Linked DNA regions of Homo sapiens: region 1 is linked to region 2. A link is an interaction called in ENCODE POLR2A ChIA-PET data of the cell type or tissue named here. Cell type or tissue: Caco-2. All regions are shown on one strand. Each heading gives the region's core, and the rest is flanking DNA. Links, peaks and the distances in the headings are about the cores only.

Region 1 (10,604 bases), core at 1,104-9,103, 190 kb after region 2:
AGGACCCTGGAGTCCCCCTACCAAGGGTACCTATGAAACGGAAGTTTCATGAAATAATACCCTTGTTACATGCAATGTACTCAGGTATTTTCTATCCTATTCCATTTTATTCTATTCTATTTCATGTTTAAAACATTGGCTGTGAGCAATGGCATTAATTTTGTGACTTGCCAATGGATTGTGACCAGCAGATTGAAGACACTGGCATGAAAGATGGATCAAGGGAAGTTGTGGGGGAGGCACAGATACAAGTTGGGGGGCACTGCAGGAGTCTAAGTGAGAAATTTTGAGAGGCAGAATTAAGGCCAGGGCAGAAGAGGCTGGAGACGAGTGATGGATTTGTGAGTGCTTTATGAAGGAGAATTGACCAGATTTGATAACTCGTTTAATATGGGAAGTTAGCAAAAGACAGAATGAGCTGATTTATCATTCATACTGACTTTGCAGAGGTAAGGCTGGGAGAGGGTGAGCTTTTGGTAATTGCATGTACCACTCTCCAAAATGTTAGTCCATTTCCAAATAGCCCATGATGGTTTCATTTGGCTTAGAGTAGTATTCAAAAATATAGCTTTGTGGCATCATGTTAACTTTTCTTGGATTGCATTTCCAGTGTGTTATTGTTACTTGTTCAAATGTACTATCTGTGGAATGGGAAATTGGGTAATATTTGCACTGATATGAAAACTAATTTTCTTATTGCTTTTTACTTTCATAAAATAATTTATTTTTGAGCTGTATCAATGGACCTTAATAAAAGATTCTTCACTGTTTACTCGCTAGTAAGGTTCTGAGATGATGAAAACATTTGAGTCACTGTTATATAGGATGAAAAGATTAGGAAAAAATTCAGTCTTTTTTTCCCCTAGATTTGTGACATACTTATTGGATAGTTCATTTTATTTAAATGGGAAGACTTCCATTTTTAAAAAGTGAGGTAGGCCAGGCGCAGTGGCTCACGCCTGTAATCTCAGTCCTTTGGGAGGTGGAGGTGGGCAGATCATGAGGTCAGGAGTTCAAGACCAGCCTAACCAACATGGTGAAACCCCGTCTCTACTAAAAATACAAAAATTAGCCGGGCATGGTGGCATGTGCCTGTAATCCCAGTTCGTCAGGAGGCTGAGGCAGGAGAATCGCTTGAACCTGGGAGGTGGAGGTTGCAGTGAGCCAAGATCGCTCCACTGCACTCCAGCCTAGGCAACAGAGTGAGACTCCATCTCAAAAAAATAAAATAAAAAGTGATGTGTGGATTTTACTGTATAACAAACAAAATAGGAACCTGTCAAGAGGCCAGAGGTGAGCCATTTATTTTCTAATAGTATTGAAAAAAAATTATAAAACATTTTTATCCTCTAAAAATATTTAAGCCAAACCTGTCTGTTCGATCCTTCAGCATTCTTCCCAGATCAAGGGTGGCTCCCGGTCGAGGGGTCCATGTTATCACATCAGAGTTTTTCTTGATAAGATTGTTGAGTTCATTTGGGTCATTTTTGGTGTTTGTTTCCTTGATGTACCTGAGAAATAAAAGCATTCCTATGTAAGAAAGTTTATTCTCAGGTGCATGGTCTGATGAGTACAGATTTTTGTTTTATTTTCTCCACATTTTCACTTTCCAATCTTCCTCCACTTATTCCATGGAAAAATAAAGACTATATTTGGGCTAATGTCCCTAATTAGAGAAGAAGTGTCAGTCAAAGAAGGTTGTACTTATACTTTGTTTTTAAGTATAATTGCATGGTGATTGGAATTGAAGTTAGATGTAGCAAGACTGACTACTGAAAATAGGTGGGAATTGCACACTCCTGTATTTAATGTTAATATATGGATTAACTATTATTTGGCAGGCATTATACTAAGTGTTTAATATGAACTAATTGATTACCTTCACAATGCCCCATGAGGCACTATTATGATGCTCATTTTAGAGAGAGAGAAACTAAGCCTTAGAGAAGACACATGACTTGCTTGAGGCCATACCATTAGCAGTCAGCCCAGCCCCAGCTCTCCACCCAGCTGTCTGACACAGGCTGTGCAGCCAGTGAAGCCTCAGCCCTCACAGTTGCCACAAAACTTTGGGAGTAAAATCTGAAAAGCTTTTACATTCAAAACCATTAAAAATCTACTTGTTGGCTGGGTGTGGTGGCTCATGCCTGTAATCCCAGCACTTTGGGAGGCCGAGGCGGGCGGATCACCTGAGATCAGGAGTTTGAGACCAGCTTGGCCAATGTGGTGAAATCCCCTCTCCTGTCTCTACTAAAAATACAAAAATTAGCCGGTCATGGTGGCGGGTGCCTGTAATCCCAGCTACTCTGGAGGCTGAGGCAGGAGAATCGCTTGAACTCAGCAGGCGGAGGTTGCAGTGAGCCGAGATCATGCCATTGCACTCCAGCCTGGGCAACAAGAGCAAAACTGTGTCTCAAAAAAAAAAAAAAAAAATCTACTTGTTACACACACATATCCTCAGTTGCAACCCATCTTGAGATCCAATTTCTTTTTTTCTTTCTTTCTTTTTGAAACGGGGTCTCACTCTTTCATCCAGGTAGAGTACAGTGGCATGAACATGGCTCACTGAAGGTTCAACCTCCTGGGCTCAAGCAATTCTCCTGCCTCAGCCTCCCAAGTAGTTGGGACTACAGGCATGCACCACTATGCCAGACTAATTTTTTGACATTTTGTAGAGATGGGGTCTCACTTTGTTGCTGAGGCTGGTCTTGACTACTCCTGGGCTCTGAGATCTAATTTCTTTCTTTCGAGACAGAGTCTTGTTCTGTTGCCCAGGCTGGAGTGCAATGGCACAACTTGGCTCACTGCAACCTCCACCTCCCGGGTTCAATCAGTTCTCCCTGCCTCAGCCTCTCAAGTAGCAGGATTACAGGTGCCCACCACCATGCCCAGCTAATTTTTGTATTTTTAGTAGAGATGGGGTTTCGCCATGTTGGCCAGGCTGGTCTTGAACTCCTGACCTCAGGTGATCTGCCCGCCTCTGCCTCCCAAAGTGCTGGGATTACAGGCATGAGCCACTGTGTCTGGCTGAGATCTAATTTCTAACTGTGGCATTGATAGAAGCGTGGTGTCTCCCAAATCTAATTCCATACCACAATCTTTCTTGAAAAGCCTTAACTCTTCAATTTCAATGTCATACAAGAAGGTGATTGTGGTTGTGTTGGAGCAGAAAGAGAAAGATCCAGAGAACGAGATTTGTCACTGTGATTCACCTAACATGGGTTTTATAGACAGACATTTCTGTTAAAGGGAATTTTACTTTCTTGAGCTACAAATTGGTTACACAGACGTGATAGATATTTTTAGTGAGATAAGTAAAAAGTACATAATCATTTGTATTTCTATAGCACCAAGGTGACACATTTATGATCTTGGAATCAATTTTGTAGACACAGGTGAGAACGCTGTCACTGCACCAAAGGCGTCAGTAGCTTTTCTCTTTTTACACACATTAATATCCTCCCACTGTTACAGTCACCACCTTGTCTCATCTTCTTCCAGCCTTTAGTCTCTACATGGTTCACTAACAGGTTTCCCTGCCTCCAACTATGTTACTATTCATTACTCTTCCTAAAACATAATGTGTGGTGGTCACAAAGTTCTGTAACTTCTTGATGTGTCTTTGTCTCTCTATAAAATAAAAATAAAATCAGTATCTAGATGGGGTATTGTGGGAAGTGAAAGTATTTGCCAACTGCTTACATGCAACAGTACAGCTTTTAATTGCTTTAAATGACAGCATCACATTAAGTGGTCAAGTACCCACCACCTCCAATTCTTCTCCACATCCTTGCAACTCAACCTACTTAATATTTCTTGAATCTGCATTCTCACTCCCCACTGCCATTCATTATTCCTTCCTGGGTTATTGCAATAGTTTCCAAACTGGTCTTCCTTTCCCTTTGCCATCACACAGGCATACAAACTAACCCCTCCAGTTCACATCTGATTACATCCCTGTTCCTCACCCGACTATCAGGCTCCCTATCCTTCCAGGAAAAAATCCAAATCACGTAGCATGTCCTAAAGTGCTCATACAACCCCTGTCTCCTGTTCTGAACTGCAATTTCTCATCCCAGCATCTTTTTATCTTTGCTGGTCAGTTCCTACTCCTTCTTTAAAATGCAGCATTCATAGACTCATCCAGTGTTCGTCTCCTCTCCTGCGTCTGTATCCCCTTGCCTGCATTGATCATTCTGTATTCCAGTTGTTCTTCTCTTCTAATAGACCATCACTCTGAGAACAGACAATCATTTTATCTCTAGTTCTCCAGTACTTAGCACAGTGCTGCTCAGTGAATGACAAATGAATTTACAAGTAACAAAGAGCAATGATCAAAAGAAATTATGTTTTAACCTTAGACCAATCTTTTCTGAAAAAATTTGGAAGATACAAGAGAGCTAAATAATGTCAACAAGAAGTTTAAAAAGAAACACATCAGCAAGAGACCACATTAAGCAATTATACACATGTAGCTACGTTGCAAGAGAACGTAGCATGTCAAAATGATGACAGGTTTTTAACAATGAGACAAATGAAGTGCAGAGAAGTCAGATAGATGGTGGTAGAACCAAAACCACAATCCCATGTACACCGCTCCTTCTACTGTACTGCTGCTTCCAGTTGATGAGAAGTCATGGGCAGTCCTAACAAGATTACTGTCACAAAAACTCGCCTCGAGGACCGACTTATTATCCAATAAATTCAGACAAATACAGGTAAGTGTACTTTCTTGGTAAAATGACACATGCATTTCCTGCCTGCACATAAACAGTCCCTGCCCTTTGTTCACAAAATATCAGTAACTGTATGATAAAATAAATGTTTTTGTGAAGCAGATGATTGCTCATGAAAACGTTATAGCTAGGGGATGAGTCACTGCATAAGCTCAGGATCAAATAAATTTTATATACAATCAAGGAAATCTTAGCAAAGTTTAAACATCTATAAACTTTCCTTTAGCATTTAAAATAAAATTGTACTCCATATAACACAAAATGGATAGATTTATTATATGTATTGCTTTTGCAAGGGATTATGAAGTCCATAAAATGTGCATGTAATATAACTTGATTGTATCACAAATATGATTTAAACAAATATGCTTGCTGGGCTCAGTGGCTCACGCCTGTAATCCCAACACTTTGGGAGGTCAAGGTGGGAGGATCATTTGAGGTCAGGAATTGGAGACCAGTCTGGCCAACATGATGAAACCCTGTCTCTACTAAAAATACAAAAAATTTAAAAAAATTAGCTGGGCATGGTGGTGCATGCCTGTAGTCCCAGATATTCAGGAGGCTGAGGCAGGAGAATCCCTTGAACCTGGGAGGCAGAGGATGCAGTGAGCTGAGATTCAGCCATTGCGCTCCAGCCTGGGTTGACAGAGCTCGACTCTGTTTCTACCAAAACCAAAACAAAAAAACAAAAACCCCACAAACAAACAAACAAAAAACCCAATATGCTTGCCTTAACTACCAAGGCTTAAGGTGCTCTTTAAGAATCACCATGTTTGCCTTTTTTGATCTTTAATTTTTCAAATTTACTGAGATCCTTTTTTTTTTTTTTTTTTTTTTTTTTTACTTTTTGAGGGAGTACAGATCTATAGATCTTAACACAAATATAGATTCATGTAACTGCCACCACAATCGGGATACAGGACAGTTCATCACCCCCAAAACTTCCTTGCATTGCACCTTTGTAGTAAAATCCTTCTTTAACCCCTACCTCCTCACAATCGCTGATCTACTCTCTATCCCTATAACTTTGCCTTTTCCAGAATATCATATACATAGAATCTTTTAGTATGTAACCTTTTGAGACTGGCTTCTGTCACTCAACACAGTGCCTTTGAGATTCATCCACACTGTTGTATGCAGCAGTTCTTATTCTTGAGTAGTAGTCTGTTGTATGACTATACCAGAGCTTGTTTATCCATTCACCTGTTGAAGGCTATTTGGGTTGATTTGGTGATTATGAATAGAGCTACTATTAATATTTGCATATAGATTTTTTGTGTGAATAAAGTTTTAATTTAATTAGGGCAGATACTCAGGAGTGGAACTGTTGGATCATACAGTAAGGTTAGCTTCAAAGACACTGCAAAAGCGTTTTCCAGAAGGACTGCACCATTTGGCATCCTTAAGAGCAAAGTGTGAGGGCTCCTCTTGGTCTGTATTTTTGACATAAGTTGGTATTGTCAATTTTCCAAAGTGCCATTAATTCTAATAGTTATGCCATTGTGGTGTTAATTTTCATTTTCCTAATGGCTAATGCTATTCAGCATCTTTGCATATGCTTATTTGACATCCATATATCTTCTTTGGTGATGTATCTGTTCAAATATTTTGCCAATTTTTAAATCTTCTTACTATTGATTTTTAAAATTATTTTTAAATCGTAGTCTTATTGCTGAGTTTTGAGAGTTCATTATATGTTCTGGATACAAATTCTTTGTCAGGTATGCTATTTGCAAAATGTTCTCAGAGTCTATAGTTTGCCTTTTCATCCTCTTAATAGTTTCCTATTTATAGAGCAATCATTTTAAATTTTGATAAAGAATAATATATTAATTTTTAAAATAGATCATGCTTTTGATGCAACATCTAAGAAGTCTTTCCCTAACCCATGGTCAGGAATATTTCCCCTATATTTTCTTTTAAAAATTTTATAGTTTTATATTAACATTTATATCTATAATCCATTTTTACTTACTTTTTGCATGTGACATAAGGTTCAGATCGAGGTAGGTTTTTTTTTTGGTTCAGATCGAGGTAGGTTTTTTTGTGTGTGTGTGTATGGGTGTGCAATTTCTCCAGTAACATTTGTTGAAAAGACTACCCTTTCTCCATTAAATTGCCTTTTTCCGGGCCGGGCACAGTGGCTTGCAGCTCATGCCTGTAATCCCAGCACTTTGGGAGGCCAAGGCAGGTGGATTGTGAGGTCAGGAGATTGAGACCATCCTGACTAGCATGGTGAAACCCCATCTCTACTGAAAATGCAAAAAATTAGCTGGGCGTGGTGGTGTGTGCCTGTAGTCCCAGCTACTCAGGAGGCTGAGGCAGGAGAATCACTTGAACCCGGGAGGTGGAGGCAGAGGCTGCAGTGAGCCGAGATCACGCCACCACACTCCAGGCTGGGCGACACAGTGAGAATCCTTCCCCACCCCCCAAAAAAAAGCCTTTTTTTCATTCACATTTCCCCAAATTGCATCTTTGCCAAAAATCAATTGGCCATATTTGTGTGGATCTATTTCTGGATTCTCTATTCTGTTCCATTGATGTCTGTGTCTATTCCTTCACCAGTATCACACTATCTTGATTACTGCAGCTTTATAGCTAATCTTAAAATTAGAGAATATGTTCCTCTAATTTTATTCTTCTATTACAGAATTATTTTGATTAGTCTAATTCCTTTGCCTTTCCTATAAATTTTAGACATTATCTAGATCTACAAAATATCCTGCTGGGATTTTGATGGGCATTGTACTGAATCTATAAATTTGGGGATAATTAAAATATGAACTATATTGAACATCCAATTCATGAATATGGTATGCTGTTCCATTTATCTAATTAGAGTCTTTGATTTCTTTCATCTGTTTTGTAGTTTTTAGCATATGTACTCTGATATCCTTTTTAGGGTCAGGTCCACACACACAGTGCAGCTTTGGAGTTAACCCAGGAGTTTATCCATAATTTTATGGGCTCACTTTCCTAAGCCTCCTCCTATCTGAAATCTCTCCATGATTTTCTGCTTCCCAGGTATCCCCTTCATCTTCTGGTTGAAAAGCCAGGGCTTCGATTTCCCTGTACTGCTGTGCATGTTCTGGAAACTGCATATGCTTGTGGGGCAAAGTGGTGAGAGGTTAGCGAGAGAAAAGACTGCAACAAGGATTCTCTTCGTATTATTCGAACCGAAATTGCTTTGATTTGAGAAAATGATTCTTTTTCCTTGGAGTGTCATCTATGAGTGAGGCTTCTAGCAGTCCTTCACCAGGAGAGTTGCTCAGGGCCTCTCTCATAAGCATATGTACAAAAAGTGAAAGTAAGTTAATTTTTGACTTAATTACTTAGGTGGCTAGAAGCAGCAAATCAAAGAGAAGGATTGAGACTGCTGGTAAAGATTTGTTACAGCAGTGAAGAATGATCACTAACTTAGCAAAACTGTAACGAGCAGATATAATGCTTTACTGCCTGGGGCCGTTTAGTGCAGGGGCAAACAGCTCAATGGACTAGAACACATCCTGTTATAACATCCTCCAGTGAACTGTAGGAACATCAAGCTGTTACATTACATTCTAAAACTTTGAAATGATGAATCCATGATATCAAGAAAAGATCAATTATGTTCTAATACTCTTTCTGAGAAGACAATTATACCTAAATCATAAAATTTTCACATCTAGAGAGATAAACTATACCTATCCAGAAAATTTTGCTACCTAGCATGATTTCACTATTTAGAATGCCCAAGTTCCCAGAAGTTCTATACAGCTAAGATTTTACTCTATTAAAAGGTCTATGATGCCAAAAATTATTAAACTCTGTTCAACAGAAATACAATTCAAGCATGTGTAATTTTAAATTTTCTAGTAGCAACATTAAAAAAGTACACAGTAACAGGTAAAATTAATAGATTTTACTTAACTCAATCCAAATATGTTAATATGAAATCAATTTTTAAAAATTATTGAGATATTGTGCATTCTTTTCTGCATTATCAAGTCTTTGGAATCCAATGTATATTTTAAACAGAGTACATCTCAATTTAGATCCTACATTTTCATCAGAAAGACTTGATCTATAGATCTTATAAAATGAATAGTTCAAAAAGTAGCTTCTCATGCTCAAGTTGTTCCACACATACCCAAAAAGTTTCCCAATAAAAAGAAGCAAGTACTAAAAATGTACTTTCATGTAGCACTCAAATCCACATTGACACAACTGGTTCATATTTTTTTTTAGAAGAACTGATTTGGCTTTGAAGCAAAAGCATAACAGTTTCAAAACTATGCCTGTCCAAGTTTAGTAAATTCACTAACTTTTGTGTCAACTCATTAATATTACCATTGAATTCAAAGGGGTATTACATAAATCAAAACTCAACTATAAATTATCAATACTAATGAAACATTCTTCAAATTTTACTCAACTTTGCAGTCAATTTTAATGCTGTCAATTAAAAATAAAATCTGCATATTGGTTTTTTAAAAATGTATAAAACTGTTATTAATTGGTGCCATGAAAAGTTTCCATTTTAATATAAATACGTGTGATGGGTTGTTTTCCCCTCAAAAATGAAATGTTAAAGTCCTAAGTCCTAGTACCTCAGAATGTGACCTTATTTGGAGACAGGGTCCTTATGGAGGTAATCAAGTGAAAATGAGGTCATGTAGGTGGGCTCTAAAACAATCTGACTGATGTCTTTATAAAAAAAGGAAAATGTGGACACAGATAGGCACACAGGGAAAATGCCATGTGAAGAGACAGAGTAAAGATGGTCATCTACAAGCCAAGGAGTGTCTGAGGCAACCAGAGGCTGGGAGAGGGCCGGGAACCAATCCTTCCCCAGCGGCTTTAAACGGACCATGGCTCAGCCCACACCTTATTTCAAACTTCTGACCCCTAGAACTTAACAAACGTTTGTTAACAAAAATTGTAATAGGTTTCTAGGGCTGTTGTAACAAATTTTTGTTACATGACCCAGTTTATGTTCCTTTGTTACAACAGCTCTAGGAACCTAATAAAATATTTCTTCCCGTGTAACTAAGTCACAATTAAGCTTTTCCTTTCATTGTGTTCAAATACAAGGTGTGTTCAACATAATCTGACAATACACAGTGATTAAGAGCATGACGCTGGAGTCAGACTTAGGATGAGATTCAAAATGAGTTTTTCCATAGGCACTGTGATATCAGATTAAAAAACAAACTACCCTGCCAGATTTTATCTTCGATTCCTGCATATTTGGCAAGCAATTCTTTTGTTTCAAGAAAATCTTGAAATTAATCATGTAGGTTTTCTTGACTTAACTGAGCATTGGCAAAGGGGACAAGATCAAATTCATGGTCTTTTATTTCTTTCAACAATTTCATACATTGGTGATGATTCATAGTATTTGCAGAAGTTATATTGCTGCAAGAAAAATCACATTAGATACCTAAAACATGAGAAGAAAGACATAATTCTATTCTGGAATGCAGTATGGTATAGAGAAAAGAGCTTTAGAACTAAGCATACCAGGGTTCCATTCTCAACTCATGTTTCCAACAGGGTGACTTTGGGCACGTCCCTTGACCTTTCTGAGTTTCAGATTCCTTATCTGCAAAAAAGGAACAATACCCCCTTCCTACGCATAGTGCTATTGGGAGATTAACTTAGATGGCTTAGTTAAAAGTCCCCAGTTCACTTCACATAATAAATGGCAGTTGCCATCCTCTTTCCTGGGATCCTTTCGGAGAATATCTATCTGTTATTTTATCTCCTGAAAGAGTTCCTGGCTGCCAAGTGTAACTTTTATTCATGCTCTGGGTTCTCCAGCAGCTTGTTAAAAAGTTCCAGACACCTACTAATCACTTTCCTTCTCATGTCACACTGCTTTCACAG
Region 2 (10,296 bases), core at 1,766-9,765:
TGGAATCTTCATGTAGGATAGGTTAACCTTGAACCTCTGCATATCAGCAGGGCACCTAGTGTGAGTATACATTAATTGGAAGGTAGACTGTCACAGCTAAGGCCAAAGCCAAGTCATTCCAGGACTTCATATGTAGCAAAAAGTAGATAAATCAAGCGTCATACTGGAATTGACCTCTTGGGAGTTGCACTAGCTCCAGGAGCTCCAGGAAACTGTCACTTTGAATTTATTTCTCCTAGTAGGAGGAGGAAAATCACGTGTGCTTTTAGCGTTTCTCTGCCTTGCTTTTGTATTTCTCAGGTACTCTCCCCACTTTCCTGCCCTTGCCTTCCTTCCAAGAGCTCTCCTGGAAGCCAAGGTCAGAAGGAGACAAGCTTGAAGAGAATGGAGTCATTGTTTCTTCATTTAACATCCAAAACAATTTGTTTGAGAAGGAAGAGATCACTTCCAGGGGTAGAGGTAAAGGCCAATAGCATTAAACCCAAAAGTGAAGAGGCAAATACAAGAAAGAATTAAAAGACACTGTTGTTTTTCAGTACATAAGGTTGGTTTTCGGTATGGTCATTGGCCAACCTTGTTCTAGTATCATCATCATTAATAGTAGCCTTGTTTCACAATTGTTCTTATCTGACCTTCCTTGCAAGACATGCCTTTTGACTGTCCCTAACTTTCCTACCTTCAGTCTAGATCTTAAATCTAGGTTCACAGGCAGTTAGTTAATAGTTGATACCTACCATTGGGTAGGCAGCATGCAAGTCCCAAGGATATAGGAACAAGCAAAACAGACCCTCTGTGCCTTCAGGGAGCTCACAGTCTTCCTAGTCTTTTTGTCTGGTAAATAGTCCCTTTTCCTTTCCATTTACCTGTAATCTTAGAATAGGCACATGAATGAAATCTTCATTGACTACTCCAATCACAGCCTTCTTCCTTTGACCTCTCATAGTCCTTTTCTTTAGGGTGACTGTGTGATTGCAACACCTCTGAGTGAAAGGTGGTGCTATTAATAATTATGCTGCAACAACAGGTGTCTATGGGGCAAACCAGGACATCCAGTCACCTATCCAACTCAATTGTGCTCCTCCTACTTCTCCACCAGACTGTGCTCCCTAGAAGGTATAATCAATATCTTACACTTTTTCTTTTTCTTAAGGGTCTCACTCTGTCACCTAGGCTGGAGTACAGTGGCATTATCTCTGCTCACTGCAGCCTTGACCTTCCAGGCTCAAGCGATCCTCCCACCTCAGCTTCCAGAGTAGCTGAGACTACAAGCATGCACCACCATGTCTGGCTAATTTTTCTTTTTTTTTCATAGAGATGGGGTTTCACCATGTTGCCCAGGCTGGTCTCAAACTCCTGGGTTCAAGCGATCTTCCCACCTTAGCCTTCTAAAGTGCTAGGATTACAGGCATGAGCCACCGTGCCCAGCCAATATGTTATATTTTTATATTGAATGCGATGTCTAACTTTGACCAGACCTTAGAATAATTGCCCAGTAAACACATGCTTAAGTTGAAACAAAAGTGGGATTCTCCCAAATTATATAACATTACAGAGTTGAACTTAAAATCCACCTCAGAATTAAAAATGATTGTGAATCAGTTTTAGAATGCTAAATGGTGTACAAAATAACTTCCTCTGAGACTCCTCTCTCCTTGGTCTGGTAGAGAACTCATTTTGATCTAATGGAACACAACATAGAAATATTGCACCTCATTTGCTTTCACTGTTGAAAAAAATCTAATTTCCTATTTAATTAATGTAATGAACTTGTGAAAACATTCATCTCCTCCACACAGTACTCATCGGTGTCATGTAAACAATGCACAATAAAATAAATTGGAGCAGCTTCTTTTCTTCATAGTGTTCCCGGTTTCCTTAGAGGGAATTAAATCCAGCACAGGGCCATGTGTAAATGATCTTTTTTGTAGATAGCCTGCCGCACTCAGGAAAACATGTATTATTTTTAGGGAATGTTTCCAACCTAAGTGAGATGAGTTTACTGTGACCAAAAAACAAAACAAAACAAGACAAAAACCTGGACCATGAACCCAGAGAAGAAGTTGGTGGCTGCAGAGAGGAGACACAGAAGAGGGAAGAGGACATGTGAGGGTTTCATGCTTAATTCACTGGAGATACATGATGCATTGAGTGATTTTGTTCAGTTGAATCAACTTGAAGGTTTCCATATGCATAACAGTGAGGTTCTTGTTTTCAGGGGGAAAATGTTGTTTCAAGAAACTGCCTATAAGTAAATGAAATGAAGAAATGAAGCCAAAAGAAGGGCTCCTTCCAGATGAAAAGGCATATGCTCATGATCATTCTCCTTTTCTGAACAGATCTTTATAATAATCACATTGCAGGGTGTTTACATGACAACTGCTTTATGAGACCATTCTACACCTAGGTTTGCCTTTGGGGAGCCAATTATGAGTGACTGGGCTATCTGTACCTCCTCTCCCCACCCCCACCCCACCCCAATTCCCTTGCTCCATTGTCTGTTTTCAGCTGTTATTCTTTTCTGGTTGAATGGCCACAAACACAAGCTGTCTATCTCCCCCAGCTCATGGAGCTCAGCTTGGCAGATGAAAATAAGCCTGGTAAAGGAGCTGTTCACAAGCACGAGGCCCTACTCACAGGACCACCGGTGCAGGAAGCCCAAGTAGAAAGTCAAATCTGCCATTGCCCTGAGGGGCACCCATTGTGTAAATAAAACGGACTTTCACTTCTATCACCACTTCCTCCCAAGAAAAGCAAGGAACTGTTTTTAGACTTCTGACTTCTTTTCAGAATGAAAACAGATAATCCATTGAATGCAATAAATGATTAAATAAAACTCTGGTTTGCAAACCCTTCAACCCAAGGGACTATTGTATGTACAATTCAGCCATTTAATATAAAACCTGAAGTCTGTGCTATTCACCCTGCACAGTTGCCTTTGTCTATATTTTAGTCTCTTGACAGAGGGGTGAACCAATAATCTGTGAATTAACACAAAGTGTAACAGAGAAGTGTCTTGGTTATACTTAGAAGTGGGCATGTAGTTGGTATCACAGTTGGGCTGTGGGGTTTTATCGTAGTAGGGATGTTTCCACTTTAGTGACCTCAGATTTAGGGAAGGACATTTGGCAGTGATTAGCAGGGCCCCAGGTCAATGGGTATGAATACTAAAGAGAAGAATTTTTATGAGAGTTTAGCTAACAAGATCCACAGATATAAATATCTCCCTCCACCCGCCCCCAGCCTCCTTGGCTTCTCCAGGTCAACCTTGGGTGGGTCCCTTCTCTGCTGGAAATAACTTCACTTTGCAGTTAACAAAAGGAAGGAGAGCCATTTCTGGAATTGTGTTTGTGTAATCAGAATTCTATGCAACTCCCTAGCGCATGCTTTCGGTTTTCTTTCTCTGTAGCTTGGTATTTCTTTTTATTTATACTGAGGATAAAATATTCAAAGCGAAATCTCACATTAGAGTGTCAGAGGAAGAGAGAAGCAACAGCAATTGGGGGGTCCTTTGGAAAAGCAACATATGCAGTATGTTTTTGCTAAACAGATTCTCCAATGTTCAAGTTTTCAGATGTTTGGATGCAGTAAATTTTTGGACAGGCAGATGCATTATCTTCCTGGGGGAAAGGACACAATTTGACACTATTGCAACTGAAGGGGAAGCTAGCACAGAAAGCTAATCCTGAGTGCTGGGAGATGGGGGCTTCAGATAGGGGAGTTCCTCAAGCTGCTGTTACCCTAAGTTGGTACATCCCTGCAGTTTGTTCCTACAGAAGGATAACTACTGATGCTTCCTAATTAACCACTGGAGAATAGCCATGATGGTGCTGGTTCTCGGAGAGTTCGTGGCTGACATCCCCTGCTTGTGACAGCAGCTAAAATACAATTTGAGGAAAGTAGATGGTGTGAGTGGGCAAGCTCAGAGGCTGGTCCAAAATGGCTGGAGGAGCAAGGGGAAGAGGGGAATTGAGTGAGTGGGAATACCCGGGTAGGGGAGGGAAGGAGGTGGGTACACTCTCAGAGCAAGACAGACCCGATAGAAAACAAAAGGGAAGAAATGATTGTGTGTCAGCTAACAATCGAGCAGACGCTCACACAGGATGCCCAGTCCCATAGAGATGGCCAAGTACAATTTCTTCAGAATGGGGGCAGTGATTAGTCACAATCCTAGACCTTCTACCAAGCGTGTGGACGTAAGAGGGTAGGAAGTGGGGAGCAGGGAGGAAACAGCCCCAACATATATTTTATCATAACTGTTTTCCCAGATTAAAAGCTTGAACATTTTTCCTCAGTCACTCAAGCAACATGTAGGTATCTCCAAGACAGGGACCTACGAGCCTACCAATCTCACTCTGCGCCACCCCCATCCCAGCAGAATCAGCCCGGTTCTCCTGCTTTTCCACTTGCTCTCTCGCTCTCCAGGGAGCTGTCACTTCTCACAGCGCCTCTGCCACCTTAGCACCTGATGACTTCTGCTTATCTAATTTCAAAATGCACCTACTCCCTTCGAACGTGAGGGGTCTCTATCTGCTGCCCACTGCCCTGTAAGAGGGAGCTAGAAGGTTATCGTCTCGGGCAAGAGAGCTGCACATGCTCCGCTTGACCAGCCCCCTCCCATGCCACGGACTCCTGCTAGGGTGCTCCTGTCCTCAGGTGCATCCCCTCCCCCCATCTTTCCAGACACAGATCGGCATCAAAGCAACACATTTTTTCCTTTCTTGCCCCTCTTCCCAATTCTCATCCTCCCATTCCACCTGGCCAATTTGGAATTCAGACACGGTGAGGAACGAGCTGGTTCATAGTCCAGCTCAAACGGGCAGCCCGGGGGCAAATGAAGACCCTTGAGACTGCCATCCCAGCCCTGAGCTGGATTCCCCATAGGCTCTGCGAGTGCCGAAGTCGTTCCGTGCCAGGGGGCCACCCAGGACTCCCATCTGGGGGCGCTCGCACACACACCCCTCCCTGACTCCCGGGGCCCGGCGCTTCCTCGCCCCAGAAATGTCCCAACCCCGGGCAATGCTGTGGGCCCCTCTAACCTTGGCCCGTTCCTCCACTCCCCAGGGCATCCTTCAGTTCTGCTTGCAAAAAGTGCGCGTGCCCCTTTCGCTCAGCAACTTCCCGACCGTACCCTGTGGGCTTCAGATGCCCGAACCCACCAGGGTGGTGGAAGCTGAGGACGCTCCAGTTTCAACGGCTGCTTAGCATTCAACGCTCATTCAAGTCGAGGACACCCCTCCCCACACAGACCTCACCGCGTTGTACGCAAAATCAGAAGCAAAAAAGGAGAAATGAAAAGGTGAACCTACCTAACGACGACGGCTCCTTGTCATGTCAGGGGCACACTCAGGGTTCTCTGGCATATAAAAGCCTCCGCACCAATGCAATGCCCGGAGCTGCCCGCACCTCCGGCTTTGCAGACAGCCTGAGCTGGCTCACTTGGGTGAAGGGGACCCCGGGAGGAAGTCGGGTGGACGCGAGCTGTCCCCAGCGCCGGCTGCCCTGCCGCGTCCGCTCGCAGCAGCTGCGGCGCGCGGGGTGAAGTTGCGGGGCTGGCGGGCGCGAGGGTGGCGGAGCGCGGAGCTAGAGCGGCGGAGCGGGCGGAGGGGCGGGAGCCGTGAGGAGGGGGAGGCGCGGCGCGGGGGCCGGCGGCGTCACTTGTGCTGGGAGGGGAGGGCGGGTGGAGACAGCTGCTTGACAGCTACTTCAGCCCAACTCCAGGAGGCTGCGCTTCGGTGCCTGCTTCCAGCTGATCGCCGGCACGCCAGGCTCCTTTGCAAGAGCTGGCGCGGCAGCTTTGGAGTGACCCGTGGAATCGCGCCGGGGAGCGAGCCCGGTGGATCCAGCGCGCTGGAGGGAGAGGGCAGAGGAAAGGAGCCGAGGCAAGGAAAGGCCCTTTCAGCTAACCTTTTGGGATCTTTCATACAAGCTGGGCTGTGCATTGAAAAAAATGAGGCGGTGGTGTATGGGGTGGGGGCGGTGTGAGGGTGAGGTTGGCTGCCCACGGCAAGGGTTGTGCTGGAAAGCCCCGCTGAAGAGGGCTGCTTTGTAGGGCACTCTCTCTACCGGGGCTGCTTTGGACACAGCTCTCATAAAGATGGCAGAAAGAGAATTGTTTTTTATTTTGTTCTGGTGGATTTGAATGATAAAGGTTTCCTGTGGGGAAAGCATGGGTCTGCCTGATAGACAGACATTCCCAAAAAAGGGCCTTTTGGAGTGGAAACTGTATGGAACTGGGAGTCGACAAGGACCCAGGGAAAAGGTCCTGACTCAGTCTCCATCCTTACATAGGGATTCCCTGCTATGCCTCAGTCTCCTCATCTGTTAAGTGATCATAATGAATAAATTGTGTATTTAGAATATGTTAACTAGAATAGTACCACAAGACACATCCACTCCCTCCCACACCACTTGAGATTCAGTCACCTTGTGAAAGGATCAGTAATAATCAGTGAGCTGAGACATTAGCCGAAAGGGAACATCCTAGGAGACATGTCAACATGGGAAACACCCACATCCAGTCGTGGTCTGGGCACTGCATCCTCGGGCTGGAATACAAGCAGCCAGAACCATCGCCTGATAAACTGTGTCATAACTCACCTAGGAATACAACAGAAAGGGCAAAATCGGCTTGATCCCCAGAAAGAACGCCCAAGAGCATGCCTTTACTAGACTGTGAGTTCATAGGGCAGGGACCATCTCTGTCTGATATAAGCTGTCCCCAGCACAGAGCAGGCACTCCATAGCTACATATTGAATGAAAGATGGATCACCCAGTCATTCTGAAGCACCCCTTCACTCTTACATTGATCCTTTTATTTCCCTTGCCAACCCCACCCTGCAACTTATCTGCAACCACATAGCTTTTGCTCATTTCCAAATGGCCACATCTATTCATTAGGATCCAGTTTAAATACCTTAATCTGCATCCATTTTTCCAAGATCCCTTGCCCCCCCCCTTTTTTTTTTGCCCTTTCATTTCAGAGCTTTTATAGCACCTTAGTTTACTCTCCAGATGCCTACACCTTCCACCTTGTATCATGACTATTTGTGTAGAGATGGATGGTTCCAAACATTTCTCTATTTACTGGAGTCTGGAGAAAGAGACCTGGAAAGAAGTACAAATATGCAGTAGAAGTTTGGGGAGAACTGAGTAAAGCGCTACTACGGATTAGCACAGTACTAATGGTCTCATAGGACGAATCTGGAGGGAGAAGGGCCTGACATCCACCCTGGAGAGAAGCCAACTGTATTTCCCCACCTTCCCACTCCCATCACCTTCCTGACTCAGGAATGGCACTGTTGTAAGTGACATATAACCTTTTATGAGAGGGAGGAGGAAGAGGATGAAAAGAGAGATGAGGCAGATGATGTTAGGTACTTTATAGATATTATCCCACTGAAGCCTGTCATCTCTTTCCCATAGCTGCCTCCACTTAAAAGATAAGACTACTGATACTCTGAGAAGATGAACAAGTAACTTCCTGATGATCACAAAGATGAAGCTAGTGTTGAAAGTCAGATGTGATTCCAAATCAAGTGCTCTTTTTACTACAGCACATTCCACTCCCACCCCCAACTTACCCTATTGGGCTGAGGGGTATCTTGCTGAGGTTTGGGCATGACTGTGGGCATGACTTGAGTGTGTGTGTGTGTGTGTGTGTGTGTGTATGTGCACATACAGAGCAGAGACCAGAAAGAAGCATGGAGTGGCTCCCCAAGCTGCTGCCTTTAGAGATTCCATGAGGTTGCCCCACTCACCGCTGTGGATTTAGGACTGAAGCTCTAAACAGGAATGAAGAGGGCACAGTGGGCTGCATCTCCCCTTGAGGGAGCTTCCTTAGGAAGGGAGCAGAACGTGTGGAGTATGGAAGGTGAAGGGCCAACACAGGCCTGAACTGACTGCATTAGACTGGAAGCTCTGGCAATTGGGATCTGTCCTGGGTGACTTTGTAGACCCCACAGTTCCTCCCACAGAGTACCTCCAGAGAACAGGTACATGTGTGACTGAGGGACCAGGCAGCACAGATCTAAACAACCACGACACACTGTGTATTGGATTGCCTGGTCCAAATCCCAGAGATTAAGGTCATATAACCAAATAAAAAGCCCACACCAGGTCTCCTAGAGCTTAGTCTAAAGGTCTTCACACCGCCTCTCCAATCACTGCTCCTGTGTGGTCACCAAAGTCTTCATTCTTGGGTAGTTAATTTCTGCTTGCGCCCATTCTCTCTCTTATAATGCTGTTCACTTCCTTTTAGGTTCTTACTATCCCTTAGGCAGGATTCTTTATCCCCAAAACTTCACTGAGCAGAGCACTCAGATATCTCGGCTGGGTCCTTTTAACCTCATCCAGGGAAACAGTGAAGCCTAGAGCTTGACAGGCATTGGGGGTGGGTATCCTCACCCCCACCCATGAGACACTTGCATTGCTCTTTCAGGCCAATGAAAAGGAATGGTTCTTTCCAAAGAAGAAATCGTTTAATACAAGTCAGGGTATTTTCCCCCCTCACATATAAATTTTAAATTGAATACACCCCTAATGGCCGGGCATGGTGGCTCATGCCTATAATCCCAGCACTTTGGGAGGCCGAGGTGGGTGGATCACTTGAGGCCAGGAGTTTGAGACCAGCCTGGCCAAAATGGCGAAACGCTGTCTCTATTAAAAATGCAAAAAATTAGCCGGGCGTGGTGGCAGGTGCCTGTAATCCCAGCTACTCAGGAGGGTAAGGTGGGAGGATCACTTCAACCCAAGAGGCGGAGGTTGCAGTGAGCCGAGATTACGTCACTGCGCCTCCAGCCTGGGTGTCAAACAACAACAACAACAACAACAACCAAAACAAAACAAAACAAAAAAGACCCCAAGTAGTAATAATAGCTATTATTTCAAGAAGTAATTGAGTGCAACCCAGGTGCCAGGCACTCTGCTAAGGGCCGGAGGTAAGCCCAGTAGTTGTGAAACCTGCCTTGTAGAGCCTGGCGATGAGGACAGTTGTAAATAAGTGGGATGGTGAATTACGAAGGAGGCAGCACTATGGGTGCTATAGGAACTGTGATTATTTTTTATACCATAAAACAAAGTGTTTGAACTTCAGCAGCACTGAAAATGGCCTCTTTTAATAACTGAACTGTATCCCATTCTCCTCTCATGAGAACTTTTTAAGCCAGTGTGTGGTTGAAGAACGGACTCAGCCAAACAAGTCTTATGGTTCTTACTGCCATCGATCAATCCTAGTAAATACACAATTCATCAGAAGAAAGCAGAACAGCAGCCAAAATGCAACCAATTTAATTCCCTGACTTACAGCTTCACATATGTAATAAAGAACTTAGACCATGCCTGAAGAACCACTGCCGTTATGAAGTGAAGTCGGTGCTCTAGGTCTAATCAGAAGGTCACTTAAAGATTTGGTTGTACCTACCGACCCTTATCTATCTATCTGTCTATCACATAATTTTTTCTGCATTCCCTGCAGAAATAAAAAACCATAGTTCTGTAACTACCTGTGTCTATTGTTCTGGTGAATTTGGCTTCTATTCTTACAGGTGACTAGTCCTAGAGACAAGTAAGCAGATACAACAGAGGTCTAATTTCTCTTTATAACTGTGATGCTTCTTATCCATAGGAACAGCAGATCTAACAGCCTTGAAGGTCTTTACTCTTATGACCTTTCTGTATAGGCACTTGGCCACCCAGATCCAGGGCCAAAATATGGCTTGGAATGCTGCCAGTTCTAAGAGTTTTGCACTCCTTTCTAATAGTATAATCTTTTGGCCTCCACATTGCTCACGTCTATTGAATTCTTCATTTGCTGCTCTGACCAATCTTTCTCCCTCTGTCTGTACTTTTTTTTTTTTTTTTTTGAGATGGAGTCTCGCTCTGTCACCCAGGCTGGAGTGCAGTGGCACGATCTCAGCTCACTGCAACCTCCACCTCCTGGGTTCAAGTGATTCTCCTGCCTCACCTTCCCAAGTAGCTGGGATTACGTGGGATTACAGGCACCCGCCACCACTCCCAACTAATTTTTGTATTTTTAGTAGAGATGGGGTTTCACCAGGTTGGCCAGGCTGGTCTCAAACTCCTGACCTCGTGATCCACCTGCCTCGGCCTCCCGAAGTGCTAGGATTACAGGTGTGAACCACCGTGCCTGGCCCCCGTCTCTCTGTATTTTTGATTTTCCAGCTTATGAAGTGCATAAGAATCACCCTGGGAAGGAATTTAACATGCAGATTTTTAGGTCCCCCTCCTTACACAGTGTCGTTTTAACAAGCACACTGATGGTTCTGGCACAGTCATCT

What was found. ChIA-PET counts read pairs that join two places held together with the same protein. Peaks named below come from ENCODE experiments on the same cell type or tissue, not always from the same donor. Only the 100,000 strongest peaks of a DNase experiment are listed, where the experiment ranks them.
Region 1: POLR2A ChIA-PET joins it to region 2 with 28 read pairs; 2 of 35 experiments call an interaction of 5 or more read pairs at or near these places.

The regions. Positions count from the first base shown.
Region 1 is chr6:25,095,691-25,106,294 of GRCh38, forward strand. It overlaps the pseudogene CMAHP. Among named protein-coding and RNA genes, the nearest start is that of RIPOR2, 170 kb to the left of the region's middle. In Caco-2, for the core only: no CTCF peak of the experiment used is centred there; no DNase peak of the experiment used is centred there.
Region 2 is chr6:24,905,512-24,915,807 of GRCh38, forward strand. All of the region lies in intron 1 of RIPOR2 (RHO family interacting cell polarization regulator 2), which reads right to left. Among named protein-coding and RNA genes, the nearest start is that of RIPOR2, 25 kb to the right of the region's middle. In Caco-2, for the core only: no CTCF peak of the experiment used is centred there; a DNase peak (open chromatin) is centred at 5,710; H3K4me3 peaks cover 1,204 bases; H3K27me3 peaks cover 188 bases.